Regions from separate parts of the Homo sapiens genome. Here region 1 is linked to region 2. A link is a loop called in an ENCODE intact Hi-C map of the cell type or tissue named here. Cell type or tissue: heart right ventricle. All regions are shown on one strand. Links, peaks and the distances in the headings refer to the core of each region. The heading gives the core; the rest is flanking DNA.

Region 1 (2,911 bases), core at 272-2,771, 110 kb before region 2:
CCTTCTCCAGGGGGAAGTTGGGGGTGGGAATATGGCAGAGATGTCTGAGATGACCGTTTGAGAAAGAAGGCACTGGAGTGGGCAGTGAGGACTGGAACATGGTGTGGAAGGTCCTCCCACCTCCCTGTCTCGACTTAATTTTTTTTAGAGGCAACAGGGTTAGGGACTGGCCTAGGAGCTTAGTGTGGCACCTGGGGCTGCAAGAGCCAGCATGCTGATAACCACAGCTTTCTCGCAGTAAGTAAAGGGAGAAAAGGGTTTGAGAACTATCAGAGCTCAGCGCCCTGAGCTGGGAACTGTGGGAGGACAGATGGAGAAGATAAGCCCAGAGAGGGGGGGTGAAATCATAACCAATTAGGTGTCTGTCCTGGATCCTTCTCGACTCAGACCTGAGAGCCACTGTTCCCAGCTCCCCTGGCTTATCACTCCATTATCACTTTCTCTACCCAATTTCTCTGCTTTGCTCTTATTCTCTTCTCACCTCATCCAGCTTTCCAGCCACTGTGAGAGAGAAAAATTGTAAAACATGTAAAGCTTTTGTTTGTAGTGCACAGATGAGGTGCACTGCATCTCTTGTTTGACCAGTTGCAAGGCTGGTGTGTCTGGTTGCTCAATCTCCAGCTATTTTGCTGCCTCTTACGATTGGTGCCCTGTCGTCAGGACGCAGGGCCCGGGAGGGCAGGCACTGGCCTTTGTGACCATAATACCTCTGACAGGACCATGCAGATAGTCCTGCTCAGTGGGTATTTACTGATGACCAAGATGACAACACATGGGGAAGATACCCACCCAAGTTTTAAGAAAATATTCTTTAATTGCTGACGGATAGAATTTCTGTATCCCCAGAGATGATGTCTCAGGGCATACGTGTTGAGATCTGTGGAACTGTCTGTGCGTAGGGGTGAGGGCTGGCTTGGCTTCTGGGCCTCCTCCTGGGTATGGGTCACCAACAGCCTCATGGGCACTACCTTTCTCCTCACATTCCAGTTTGAAACCACCCAGGCCCCTGGAAGCCCCTTTCTCTGCACAAGGCTGGGATCGTGTTTGTGCATGAACTGTTGGGTATTCTATACCCGCTCTGCGCCTCATCACACAATACCTCCCTGTTCTCAAAGCACCAGCCCAAAGTCACTCCAGCTTCTCAAGTTTCATAACTGCCCAGCAAACTGCACCTGGCCCTTCTTCCCCTGGGGCTGCAAGGTTGGAGGCCGAGTGGATGGCCGCCTGGTTTTCCCCACTCCCTGCTCAGACAAGTCCAGGCCCCCCAGGTGACTGGGGTTTTGGAGACTCATTCTTGTGCAAGTCAGAGAATGCTTCTGCGACTCAGGACATCTTTCAGGAGGAAGCTACCTCTTGTTCCGTGCAGGAAGAGGCTAATCAGGTCTCAGGCTCACCTGTGGGCAGAAGTAGGCAAGCTACTTTGGAGTGCAAGGAAGTAGGGATCAGCAGTGGCATGGTGCCCTGAGAGACCCCCAGCCCCGACCTAGAGAATTCCTGACATACCTCCCAGCTACGCTCAGCTGTGAGGCACACACTGAGCTCTAGGCCAGCCCTGACCTTGGAGCTTCCACCACAAGCACAAACAAGGCCTTTAAAAAGCTTCCTAACTTCCTGGGGCGGGGGTGGTTGGGGCCAGTGTGTTGATTGCCGTTGTGTCATTTTCTGGTGTGGTTCCAGGTGGCTGGCGCCACTGCTTCTCCTCCATCCAGATGCTGAGGCCAAGGGGGCTCAAGGGGGCAAGTTGCTTTGAAGCTCCCGGCGCTGACCTCTTGTGCCCCGTCTTGGTGTTGGGAAGCCTCACAGCTGTTCTGGGCCCGCAGAGCCTTCTCCTCGTTGACTTGGGGCTTTTTGGATCAGGATGTTGGTGAAGCAGAGTTTTGGCAAGAGCCTTGGCAGCTGCTGCCAGTAAAGAGGCTGAAGGAAGATAATTAGACCTGGTAATTGGTTGCTTTTTAGCGACTGTGGCTGGGAGAAGACACTGAAAAGCTGTCCTCCAGGACCAAGGCTAAACTGTCCCCATGCTAGGGGGAAATGCTGGACCCCAGCTAGTCCTGCATGTCTCGTCACATCTTACCTGACACATCTATCTGGCTGTGAAATGATTCTTGAATCCCATCCCACCCCCACAAAGCAGTGTGGGTTTACCTCGCCTGTGTTCATGCTCTGTTACACCCAAGCCTGGAACCAGGCATCTGAAAACTTTGAAACCAGAGGTAACCTTTAGATGGAGTTACTTAACTCTAGCTGCTCCAGAAAGATTCTGTGGGGCTTACTGTGAAGGACTTCATTAAAGGCTTTTGTTTTTGGACAGAGCTGACTCATCATTTCCCCAAGATAAGTTTGCTTCTGGGCAGTTTCCAGGCTCCCATCTCTCCAGTTGGCCATTTTGCCAGACCAGATGGCTCATATTAGATCTCAATTTACAACTTGCCACCCCTTGTGGGCATGTGTTCTGGATTCGTCCCAGCCTGAGCAGCTGATTCACTCGGATGTTCTGGGAAGCCCTTACCGTTTGATTCCACTTCACCGTAGATGCCGTCCATGGGTCTGATTTCCAGTTTCTGTGTGAATCCTGCTGACCTAAACCCTGACACAGAAGTGTAGCCCTGGGAGCCTAAAGATGGACCTCGGGCGGGGTCCCCAGCAGCTCTGCATTGGGTCCTTGAGAGGGGCACTGCCTTAGGGAGGGCTGATCACTCAAAGTCTATGAAAGGATGGACTAGATTGGAATCAAGAATCTGCTTTTGTGGCTATGTAATATCTTAGAGAAAAGCAGAAGAAAGAATGGAGGACCAGTTTGAGTTCTGCGATTTTAGGTTTAAACAGGTGGCCTTTCTGCTGGCGTCCCCTCCTGACCAGTTATCCATGCATTTGTTCAGATGCATGAATAGATGGTTATTGAGCATATACT
Region 2 (2,911 bases), core at 136-2,635:
ACCTTTTAAATACCTAGGTGCCTACATGATGGGCCAGCCATTGGGCCTTGGGCCAGCAACCCTTATGAGAGAAGAGTTCAAATGATTTCCACTATTCAGCCAAGCCAACACAATCTCAGCTAATTTTTAGTTTTTAATTTTAATTGTTTAGAGACAGGTTCTGTCTCTCAGGCTGGAGTGCAGTGGCTGGATCATAGCTCACTGCAGCCTCGAATCCCTGGGCTCAAACAATCTTCTTGCCTCAGCCTCCTGAGCAGCTGAGACCACAGGGGCGTGCTACAATACCTGGCTCATATTTTTTTTCTTTGAGACGGAGTCTCGCTCTGTCTCCCAGGCTGGAGTACAGTGGCACAATCTCAGCTCACTGCAACCTCTGCCTCCCAGGCTGGAGTACAGTGGCACAATCTCGGCTCACTGCAACCTCTGCCTCCCGGGTTCAAGTGAATCTCCTGCCTCAGCCTCTGGAGTAGCTGGGATTACAGGCACCTGCCACCACACCTGGCTAATTTTTTGTATTTTTAATATAGATGGGGTTTCACCATGTTGGCCAGGCTGGTCTCAAACTCCTGACCTAGTGATCCGCCTGCCTCAGCCTCCCAAAGTGCTGGGATTACAGGTATGAGCCACCGTACCTGGCTACCTGGCTAATTTTTTAAAAATTTTGTAGAAATGGGGTCTTGCCATGTTGCCCAGGCTGGTCTTGAACTCCTGGGCTCAAGTGATCTGCTGCCTCAGCCTCCCAAAGTGCTGGGTTTACAAACCTGAGCCATCATGCCAGGCCCAGACCTAATTTTTAAGCAGAGTTTATGAGAAGAGAATCAGCTTTAATTTTTATTGCCTTAGTGCACTCTCATCCCATAAGAAGGTAGTTTGATATAGTCGAAGGAACAATGGACCAAGATTTGGAAATCCTGAGTTTAAGTTGTGGGCAAGTTACTTAACCTCTCTGGGTCTCACATTTCTTTTCTGAAAAATGAGTGGGCTGGACCGAAGATTCCTTCCATCTCTAAAATTCTTTTATTCTATATGGTAACACATTCCACAGCATTTCCTTTGTGACCAGAATTAGTCTGTGACTTCCTACCTCAAGTATCGCTTTGCACTCTTTGAATGTTAAACCAAATATGAACAAGAAGCAATAACATTTTGTCACAGCCAACAAATTGCCCTTCCACAGAATGACCTTTGGGGGTCAGGCCACCCATTGCAATATCTAAATCCAAAAGGCAATGAATGCTATGACCAACTTGTGAGCTGGCAGGCTGCCATCCAAAAGGATGGAAATGGTTGTAGGCAGCCAAAATTCTTGGCTGGTACATTTTTAATAAACATAGAAAATAAGAACAGCATTTTCCACTTGGATTGCTTAATTTGGTGCCCATACCATTGGAACATTTGCTGTTAGAATAAAGATGATGTGATATATCACTTATTTAGCGCAGGATGGATTAACTTTCACAAATGAGAAGTAGGTTATGGAGTCATCTGTAAGGAATTTTTATCCTTGTTTCTTGTGTCTGGCAGGAGATAGCTTGAGTCATTACAGCACTCTCTCCACCCCTTTTGGCCCTTTGTAAGAGTTTTCCCTGAAACATAAGCTCTGTCGGATTTACTGTATTGCTATGAATGGACTAAGGCAAATTGGTGTGACTTCTCTGTGGTCGAATATGTTTTATTAATACTTTTCCAAGATGGTTCAATATGTCTTAATTTTTCCAAGAAAAAACTCTCCACAGCACATGTTCAAATACTTGAGGTATGTGTTTCAAACTACAGGGAGAAACTTACGTAAGACAATGACCCTCATAGTTGGTAGCTATGATTTTTAATCATGCCTGTTGCACTAATTGATCCAGTTACTTGAGCTCTATGTTTCCCTGTCTCTACTTGCAATATGGCAACTAGAACATTTGACTGGCAAGTTTGTTTTCTCTCCAGTGGTTGGAGATCCTTGAATAAAATGCCCTCTGTAATGGTAAGCTGTAATTAGATATGTGGGTGGAAATTAGCGTTCTTCAAGTACACCATGTTTAAGGCAGAGGCATCATGCTTTCTACTACCTGAGGCCACCTTGATCCTCTGCCATAGCTCCGGGTCACTGCTTCTATAGGGCTGTTGGTCTAAGGCTGCCGGTTCCAAAAAGAAAATAACTCGGTATTGAGCTCTGAAACCAGGAATTTTATTTATTTATTTATTTATTTATTTATTTATTTATTTTTTAGATGGAGTCTCGCTCTGTCACCTAGGCTGGAGTGCAGTGGTGTGATCTGAGCTCACTACAACCTCCTCTTCCCGGGTTCAAGCGATTCTCTTGACTCAGCTGGGATTACAGGCGTGCACCACCACGCCCGGCTGTTTTTTTATTTTTTATTTTTAGTAGAGACAGGGTTTCGCCATGTTGGCCAGGCTGGTCTGGAACTCCTGACCTCAGATGATTCGCCTGCCTCAGCCTCCCGAAGTGCTGAGATGACAGGCGTGAGCCACCGCACCCGGCTGAAACCAGGAAGCTTTTTTTATGGTTAAAAATGGGCTACACAGTTCAATTATAGACAAATCAGGCATTGACCACGGATCACTATAACCTGTCTTTTCATTTGGAAGTGTACATTATCCCAACCTTCCTAACTATCTTTTGAATGGTACCTGCATCTTAAAACAAAACACCAAAACTTTTGAATGGATTCCTGGAGTCATGGTAGGTCCTCCATTTTGGATGAGATCCTTCAGCAATAGGATCCCTGTAGCAACAACCCTTTTCTATCCTCCTCACCTTTTATACAGAAAGTACATCCCTGTCTTCCGGACTAAAAGGGGGCCGTAATTCGTACAGTTAAAAATTTTATTATTGGATTTGTTTTTAGATTTAAAAAAAACCGAAAACAAAACCTTCAACAACGATCAATTCTGGCTT

What was found. A loop is a pair of places that touch in the nucleus more often than their neighbours do. Peaks named below come from ENCODE experiments on the same cell type or tissue, not always from the same donor. Only the 100,000 strongest peaks of a DNase experiment are listed, where the experiment ranks them.
Region 1: a loop joins it to region 2, with 4 times the contacts of the local background. A loop is called at or near these places in 80 of 110 quality-filtered maps.

What each region holds. Positions count from the first base shown.
Region 1 is chr1:225,766,617-225,769,527 of GRCh38, reverse strand. No RefSeq gene overlaps it. Among named protein-coding and RNA genes, the nearest start is that of SRP9, 9.8 kb to the left of the region's middle. RefSeq lists enhancers at 263-432, 1,345-2,840 and a silencer at 1,050-1,221. In heart right ventricle, for the core only: no CTCF peak of the experiment used is centred there; DNase peaks (open chromatin) are centred at 1,007, 1,717 and 2,437; H3K27ac peaks cover 2,500 bases.
Region 2 is chr1:225,654,233-225,657,143 of GRCh38, reverse strand. No RefSeq gene overlaps it. Among named protein-coding and RNA genes, the nearest start is that of ENAH, 2.6 kb to the right of the region's middle. In heart right ventricle, for the core only: a CTCF peak has its summit at 1,185; a DNase peak (open chromatin) is centred at 1,235; H3K4me3 peaks cover 62 bases; H3K27ac peaks cover 2,418 bases.